Regions from separate parts of the Mus musculus genome. Here region 1 is linked to region 2. Evidence: chromatin contacts called from ENCODE Hi-C or POLR2A ChIA-PET data. All regions are on one chromosome and are shown on one strand. The core of a region is the stretch at or near the end of the contact, and the rest is flanking DNA. Distances in the headings are between cores, read along the strand shown.

Evidence for each region. A loop is a pair of places that touch in the nucleus more often than their neighbours do. ChIA-PET counts read pairs that join two places held with the same protein, here RNA polymerase II (POLR2A).
Region 1: a loop to region 2 is called in a map of heart, with 7 times the contacts of the local background. The contact joins two enhancer-like sites. A Hi-C loop is called at or near these places in 1 of 37 maps with a recorded cell type or tissue (heart). POLR2A ChIA-PET finds 5 or more read pairs at or near these places in 4 of 5 experiments (all embryonic stem cell).

Annotation. Positions count from the first base shown.
Region 1 is chr10:67,113,024-67,117,420 of GRCm38, reverse strand. It overlaps a transcript of Jmjd1c not described here. Among named protein-coding and RNA genes, the nearest start is that of Gm46228, 8.4 kb to the left of the region's middle. Within about 2 kb of position 1,474, at least 3 of the 3 ENCODE cell types and tissues checked have a DNase peak (open chromatin) inside an H3K27ac peak, as active enhancers do.
Region 2 is chr10:67,071,232-67,075,945 of GRCm38, reverse strand. All of the region lies in intron 1 of Reep3 (receptor accessory protein 3), which reads left to right. Among named protein-coding and RNA genes, the nearest start is that of Reep3, 23 kb to the left of the region's middle. Within about 2 kb of position 3,175, at least 1 of the 3 ENCODE cell types and tissues checked has a DNase peak (open chromatin) inside an H3K27ac peak, as active enhancers do.

The DNA of each region.
Region 1 (4,397 bases), core at 225-2,724, 43 kb before region 2:
AGGGCAGAGGCAAGTCTGCGTCTGAGGCCAGCCTTGACTACACAGTGAGACCTCATCTCAAAGAGCCCACATGTCTCCACCTACAAAAACCATCCACTCCTGGGGCTGGAGAGATGGCTCAGTGGTTAAGAGCACTGACTGCTCTTCCAGAGGTCCTGAGCTCAATTCCCAGCACCCACACGGTGGCTCACACCCATTCTCTCTTACTACATGCCCCCACACGGCGGCTCCCTTTCTCTTGTGTTAATCACATTCCCCTCATTTTCTCCAGACCCCCAAGTCAGTATTACCCTAACTAACACGCGGCTGATTCACCTCACACAAAAAGCATCAGTCCTCTTGTCACTTCTGGCATTCACTGTACCTGTCATCAGATGACCCAATGGGCTAGTCACTACAGGAAACTCGTTACACCTTTTCTGTTATGATAGCCATGACAGAGACAGGCCGCCTTGCAGAACGAAGGCCACAGAATTCCTTAAATGCTAACCCAGGATTCAAATTCATGGCTCATATCACAACCTTTAGAGAGGACAGATTTACAGCCTCTATTTTATCTCTGATGTCAAGGTCATCTACTACAAATACGGAGTAAAATGAATGAGGTTGGATTCCTAAGAGGGAGGAGGGATCCAAAGATGTTCATGGGACTTCAGGTAACAGACCGTGAAGGTAGAAAATGCAAAAAATTTTACAGTGTGAAGGATCCAAGATGCCAGCAAGGACAGAGTGGACCCTTGTTGCTGCCCGAGGGCTGATATTCCATCAGTGAGGGCCACTGCTGCTGAGCATACAGGCTGGAAACTCAGAGTGCATCCATGAAGTAACCAGCTACCGGGGAAGACAGTGATGGTCCAACAACCTCCAGAGCCTTCCTATGCCAGGGCAGGCTGTCTGTCTTACATGCCAAGAAAAGTTGCCACGAACGGAGCAAATCCCAAAGGACAAGCAGCTGAGCTGAATTAGGGCAGGAGCAGGAGGCAGAGGCCTTGGCAGCTACTGCCGTGGCCCTGGGGCAGTGTTCCGCCAGCTTGCCAGCCAAGCACCACTACGTTGTAAAAGTGAAGTAGGATCAAGAATATTTCACGTTTATCGACTCATTTATTCCATGCTTGACATTTATAAGAAAGGTTTACTCTTCCAATATGGAGAACACAAAGAAACTGAGAGACAGAGGTAAAAAAAAAAAAAAAAATGTGTGCAGCCACACCATGGGCTGCAGAGCTGGGGGTCAGAGAATGACCTCATTCCAAATCCATGCTTTTATGAACTGACACACCAATAGCCATGAGTGTACGTATACACACACACACACACACACACACACACACACACACACACACACACGAGATGGGAATTAGCCTACTGGTTACACAGTCTCAGTAGGCTACAGCCACCACCCAGAGTAAGATAGGGGAACGTTTGCTTTGGCTGATGTAAGCCTGCTTCCACACAGCACAGTGGCAACCTACCAGACCTACAGAGCTCCTCACCAGGAGCCTCCAGCTGGCTTTAGCCCTCCTCAGTTTTTTAACCATTTCCTCCCTCTCCACTTAATCGGCCTCCCGGAAACCTGAGACTGTAGTGTGTTAATACTCTATGTGGCATTTTAACATAAAGAGGACTAAGGCACTGCAGAGACCTCCCATACTTCTCTCTGTTCTTTCAGTCACCAGGCCATTACTTCATAGAGAACTGCTTAGACTAAACAGAAGAGGAAGAAAGCAAGCACCGGGACTTCAGGTTTCTTATTCCTCTCTGTGGCCTACGAGGAAGGAGGATAAATGCGGGGGAGTGGGGGACGACTAAGTTATTTTCCTTTGGGGGTGGGGGGTGGGGAGTGGGTGCCACTAAGTTATTTTCCTATAGCCCACTGGTCTCAACTTCATTATCCTCCTGCCTCAGCCTTCTAAGGTTTGGGATTGCAGACCTGTACCACCAGGCCCAGATTTTGTCTCTGCCATGAAGAGGCCCTTTACTGCAGCTGAAGATCTGCTTTAGCGTTCAGAGGCAACACCTACACAGGCACCGCTCTATTTCAGTCGCTGGGGAACCTTGAAGATTATTTCCCAGATCAACTCCACTTAACAAGCAGCCTCAGGGGAAAAGGAAGTCAGAACTCCAGACTCTGCAGACAAATAAGGCAACTGCGAGAAAGCACAGAGAGCAAATCTCCTTCAGTGAGAGTCCCAAGAGGAAGCTCCACTGCCAAGTTCAAAAAACAAAAGAGCTTATTTGTCACAAGGGGGATTCCATTCTAAACGGGGGTGGGGGGGGTGGAGACCGACCCCAACCAAGCAGATAGCACACTCCTGCTTGATTCCCTTGTCCTTATAGCAAATACCTTTTAAACCACATTAAACCATAATGATCATGTTTTCTTTCGTTGACAAGCCAAACGGAGGTTCTTTCCCATGCAAACCAAATGTGAATATCAAATTAGCCAAGGCCAGAAAAAAAATTGTTAAAACCTACAATGGAGATTCAAGAACGCAATGGGGGTGGGGGGTGGGGGAGCTGGAGAGATGGCTTAGTGGTTAGGAGCGCTGGCTGCTCTTCCAGAGGTCCTGAGTTCAATTCCCAGCAACCACATGGTGGCTCACAACCATCTGTAATGGGATCTGATGCCCTCTTCTGGTGTGTCTGAGGACAGCTACAGTGTACTAATATGCATTAAATAAATAGATTTTTTAAAAAAAGAATGCAATGAGATAAATAAGAAATGATGCTTTAAACTGGGCAGCTGCATGGCACAGCTTTTAGTCCTGGCACCCAGGAGGCAGATAGATGCAGGTGTATCCCAGGAGGCCAACCTGGTCTACAGAGTGAGTTCCAGGACAGCCAGGGTTTGTTACACATAGAAACCCTGTCTCTACTCACCCCTCCCTGCAAAAGAAAAGATGCAATCCTTTAAAATGTAACAAAAGGAGGCTGGAGAGACTGTTCCAGAGGACCTGGGCACAGTTCCCAGCACCAATATGGCAGTTCAACCACAGGGGTTTTTTGTTTGTTTGTTTAACTCCAGCTCCAGAGTATCTAACACCCTCTTCTGGCCTCCACAAGCAGACCACTCTGCTGCACAGATATACATACAGGCAAAAAAACCATACATATGTAATAATTTTTAATGTAATAAAATGGAGAAATGCATGTTATATTCCAAGTTCCAGATGCTATCACACAAAACATCCATACGAACACAACAATTTTTTTAATGTAAGAAAAAGGAAAAACGTATATTATGTTCCAAATTCCAGGTGCTACCTACAAAATGCAGATGATGAAGGCAAAAAAAGCAACCCAGAAAGCCCGGCACAGTTTGCTTGAAGACTCAACAGTCACAAGGTCCACAGGCTGACAGCCACAGCTAATGGTCACATGTTCCGGTGTAGCTACAAAGGGAGAACCGGAAGCCTGAGCTCTCTCCGTTTCTTGTTTTAGCGTCACCCTTCCTAGCCTCTTTTCCTCGGGAGCTGGAAACTCGGGGATACATTTACTTCGCAGCTGTTGTTTTGTTTTATGGGAGACATGGTGTTTCAGGCTGGCTTGGAAATTCTGCTGAGGTTATACTCAACCTTTTAACGGTGTATTTACAGCAGAAAAATCTAAGTGGACTCTGTTAAAATCTAGGTTAAATTAGAAGCTATTTTTAAGTAGGAAAAAATATATATACTATTAAAATAATATTCAACAGCACCTAAGAGAAAAAAAAGTTCTACTTTCACCTATAAATTAATTTCTGACCAGGCCATTTTTATGGCCCAGGTAAGTGGCCACTATAAATGGAAGTAATGAGCTCACACAAAGCCAGGAGGAGGAAGGCAAAGCTAGAATTTCCCAAGATGACTTTAAGAGAATTTTCTAGGGCAGAGAGATGGCCCAACATATACAGAAGTCACTCACTGCCAAGCCTGTCAACCTGCAGTGGACCCTGCATGGGAGGGAGAACCTCAACACACACACACACACACACACACACACACACACACACACACACACACGGTGCAGTACACACAAGTCCTGACACTTGTTCCTGAAGCACAGTTTAGAGACAGACAGTATTTTTCTTTTCTTTTCTTTTTATTTTTAGGTTTTTTTAATTAGATATTTTCTTTATATACATTACTCTTTTTTTAAGATTTATTTATCATTATATCTAAGTACACTGTAGTTGTCCTCAGTGCTCTTAACCACTGAGCCATCTCTCCAGCCCTCTTTATATACATTTCAAATTTCAAATGCTATCCGGGAAGTTCCCTATACCTTCCCCCCGCCCTGCTCCCCTACCCACTCACTTCCACTTCGTGGCCCTGGCGTTCCCCTGTACAGAGGCAGGCCCCTGGTCTTGCATATAAAGTTTGCAAGACCAAGGGGCCTGCCTCTCTTCCCAATGATGG
Region 2 (4,714 bases), core at 1,926-4,425:
TCCACTGGCATACTCTGTTTCTGTAGAGCTGGGGATAGAACCCGGGTCTCATGCTTGATAGACAAGGTCTCTGCCCACTAAGCTGCAGCCCAGCCCTGGTTTTTTGTTTGTCTGTTTGGTTGGTTTTTGGTTTTTCGAGACAGGATTTCTCTGTATAGCCCTGGCTGTCCTGGAACTCACTTTGTAGACCAGGCTAGCCTCGAACTGAACTCAGAAATCCGCCTGCTTCTGCCTCCCGAGTGCTGGGATTAAAGGTGTGCGCCACCACACCTGGCACTTGTTTTTTTAATAAATAAAAAAATCTTTAATAACATACTTAAGTGTACTAGTGATAACACCATTCAAACCCTGAGGAATCTATGATTACAACAGAAACCAAATACTCACTGGCACCAAGGTCAACCGAAGGCCTTAGGACCAGTGTTAAGAAGAGAGATTACTCGTTTAAAATTGTGATGGTAATTTCCTACAAAGTCAAAATACATACCTTCCAGTGCAGTGGTAGAGCTCAGCTGACAAAGTGCTTGCCTCGCACCGGACTAAGCCCTGGATTCAATTCCCAACACTACTTAGAACTGAATGAGGTGACATGTGCCTGCGATCCCAGCACTCAAGAGATGGTGCAGGAATTCAGGAGTTCAAGGCCAGCCTAGGTTCATAAATATATTTTGTTTTGTTTTGTTTTGTTTTGTTTTTAAGTATTTGCTTATGGGTGTGAGCAAGCTTGTGTGAGTATGTGGACCCCAGAGCAGGACTTCTAGAACTTTCCTTTATATGTCTCTGCTTTATTGCCTTGAGGTAGGGGGGTCTCTCTGAACTGGAAGTTTGCCATTTTGACAAGACTGACAGGGTGGGGTGTCTGGGTATCTGCCTGCTTGTCTTGGAGGGCTACTGCTAGGATGATAGGCACCAACGCTGTGCCCGGCTTTTTGGGGTTTTTCGTTTTTGTTTTTTTAACATGGGAGCTAGACGTTTAGACTTGGTCCTCACACCTGCATTTGCTGTTCTTCCAGAGGGCACAGCAATAGTTCATAGTAGCCTATAAGTCCCATGACACCCACTTCTGGCTTCTAGGGGTGGCAGATAGAGGGACGCAAATGTACACACTAATAAAAACTGATCGTTTTGTTTTGTGAGACAGGGTTTCTCTTTATAGCCCTGTTCTGGAACTCGATATGACCAGACTGGCCTTGAACTCATAGGTCAACGTACATCTACCTCCCAGGTGCTGGGATTAAAAGCATGTACCAGCATCCCTAGCAAAAAAAAAAAAAAAAAAAAAATTGAAGTTAAGTAAAATCAATGTCTAAATCTTATACTTGGGAGACTGACGTAGAGAGCGCCTCCTAAGGAAGAACTTTGACATGGCTTTACTATTTATTGTCTATATTTCCATGGGGCTTCTTTCAGGAATGGGGGATGCCCAACCAAGTCAAGATTGGGAAAGATTGCACCTTTGCTCAGAGGGGCAATAGTGTGGTGTCGTCCAAAATCTCCCTTCCAAACTCATGAACAATGCTTCCGAAGAGGAGAGGACTTGGTGCCAACCAGCCAGCAGGCTGGCTTCTCCAGTGACTGAACTCAGGGTCAAATTAGGTAGTGCAAGAGTTCTTGTGACCTGTTTATTTCTTCGTCTGCTCAGTTGTCCAAGATAGAAAAGAATGCTCCCACCTCCCTGGTGTGCTTGGACTAGAGGAGATGCATAGATGTCCCTCTGCCGGGTAGTTGGCTCAAGAAAATGTCAAGAGCGGTTTTAAATGCCTTTATGGTGTCTGATCACTATGTTCTTGATATGTTTTGATACCATAATGTATGCTATTGTCTGTCCCACAGAAAGAGGCTAACAAGCCTTTCAACCCCATTAATGTAAGTTTGAGAGGAGTGTGGCTGTCATCATGAAGAGAGATTGTTCTAGCCATAGGGAGTGGCGTGGGGAAATTTACTGCCTCGGTGATATTGTAGACACTCTGAGGATCTGAGTGAAAGAAACTAAGGAAGTGGTTTAAGAAACACAAAAATAATAACGCTTAGGCTTCCAGATCCTGTAAATGGATGCTTGCCTGCCACCCTAAGCATTTGGGAGGTTCAGTCTGGCCAAGCGTGATCTTGAGGCTAGCCTGAACTATGTAGCAAGACTCCATCTTCAAAATAGTAAAAAAAAAAAAAAAAAAAAAAAAAGTAGAGAAACCAGAGACCCTGTAAGAATAATGAGCAGAGAACCCGTCTCTGAAAGCCCCCGGCAGTTTCCCCAGCACCACAAGTCAAAAAATTAAGAATTATGCACAGATGCGGTCATAGGCGAGGGAGGGTATAGTAGAGTCTGGCATGCACCTTGCCATCGGTGATCGGTTTTGTCTAAAGGAGAATTTAAAAATGTTTTGACCGATCGGTGGTAGCGCACGCCTTTAATCCCAGCACTTGGGAGGCAGAGGCAGGTAGATGTCTGAATGAGTTCCAGGATGGCCAGAGCTACACAGAGACCCTGTCTTGAAAAGCAGAGGAGGAGGAGGAAGAGGAGGAGGAGGAGGAGGAAGAGGAGGAGGAGGGTACAGGTTGGTGGTGGTGGTGATGATGATAAGAACAACAGATGCTTCGAAAACAAACTGCTAAGTTCACTTCGGTTTGTCAGACTCCTGCAGAGATTTCTGGGGTGACAGGAGGGGACTGAAGCTTAGGAGGTGCGGTGGGAATGAGTGTCTTATGGGTGGCGTTGGCAGAAGACTTAGACCTGACTTCATTTTGGGAAGTTGGAAGTAATGAACAGCAGACCACGAATCCCTGCATATGGCTTGCCTTACCACGAATCCCTGCATATGGCTTGCCTTACCAGGCTCTGCTTCATTGGCGTAATCGGGTATATTTTAGGAAAGGAAATTTTCTCAAAATTTCAAAACTGGTTTGTATGGTCTTTTTTTTTTTCTTTTTTTTTTTTTCCTTCTACCAGATCTGGTTTGGTGTTTTTTGTTTTTAAACCTTAGATTACAACTCAACTCTTAAATGCTCTTTCAGTCAGGGAGGCTAATGGTAAGTGTGGTTTTACAGATCCTGTGCTTAAGAAGCTAAATAAAGCCTGAGGTTCCCGAGCAAACACTCACTCAAGAGTCAGGAGTTGGTCAGAGGAGGAGGAATCTGTGACCTCTTCAAGTCTTTGCCACCTAACCAATTTGGTGGGAATCTGGGAATGGAGCGAATAATACTCAAAGCTAAGGATGGGCCCCGGCAGATTGAGTGCACCGCTGGGTTCAGGTCTCTTTAGGACAATTTTCTTTTACCAGGTTACAACTGTGATGGCTTAGATCCATATGTTGCCTTCATCTGCTAACATGGGAAGTGTGAGCTATGCAGTGTGTGAAATCATACAGACTTTTCTCTGGGTTTTGTTTCGGGTATAGGAGAGCAAAGGTCATAAAAGTAAGAAGCCCTGTGTTCTGTGTCGGGGTCAACCAATCCTCCCTGGATCAATCAGTCAATCAATCAATCAATCAATCCTAAACTCTTCAACCTCTCTGAGGATTGTTTGTGTGGTTTGTAGAACTATCACAGTAACCTTTACATCACCTACATTTTTGCCCCATTGAGATGAGGTCTTATGGAGGTAGCCCAGGCTGGCCTAGAACTTATTAAATAGCTAAGCATGACCTTGAACGTCTGACAGTCCATCTCCTGGTCCTCGGTCTGTGGGCATGTACCACTAACCCTCTACCCCTGTGGATGCTGTGCTGGAGATTAAACTCAAGGCTTCGTGCATGCTAAACAAGCTCTCTACCCACTAAGCTACATCCCTGAGCACCTCGGCATTCTTGCAAGCATTTTCCATGAGCTAGAGGTTACCATGCAGTAGGGTCTTGCGGTAGGAGAGAGGGCGTGGCCAGAGGAGGGAGACTGGAAAGAGGAAGGAGGAGTCTGATGTGCTGTGTGGTCTTTTCTTTTTCCCTTTAGCTTTCTGTTTCCTTTTAGAGTAGAAATCTGAGGCCCTGTGGTGTAAAATTAAGTTTAGCTCTGACAACATGAAAATTCCAAGCTTCTTAGCTCTTGATAATGTGTACAAAGTTTCCCCAAGGAATGGTACTGTCTCTTTCTGTCCTTAACAGTTTTAAATGTGGACCTTCCGTTCTAGAACTACGTAGTATTCAGGGGGAGTCTCTTCTGCATGAACCCAACTTCTCCCCGTTGCTGTTTTTCTTTTAGGCTATAGCCCCTTAATTGTAGTTAAGCAGCAACAAATCTCTGTAAAGACAGAAGTCGCACATTGCTTTGACTGGGGTGTGTGTGTGTGTGTGTGTGTGTGTGTGTGTGTGATGCATTCACTAGCCACATAAACAATGGTACAGTGACTCACCAGGGTTCCATCGCTGGACTGTAACAAGTGTATTGTGTTCCACTTGACCTTGATTTGGCTGCTAATCATTGTTTATAGGAAAGCATCTTTGTTTTCAAAGATGTATAAGTTGTGAGCTGAGACCATAGCTCAGTTGGTAGAGGGTTTGCCTCGTATGCACAAAGCCATGATCCAGCCTCAGCACCATATAAATTTGCACATGGTAGCAGATACCTGTAATTCTTACACTTGGGAGATGGAGGTTCGGCAAGCTGGAGGACCATAAGTTTGGGGTTGTCCTGGAGTGAATTTCAGGGGTGCCTAAAGGTTTTCAAGCTGATGTTTCAGTTTACGGGTGTAGCTCACTTTGTCACAATCACTTAAGCTTGTGTAAGT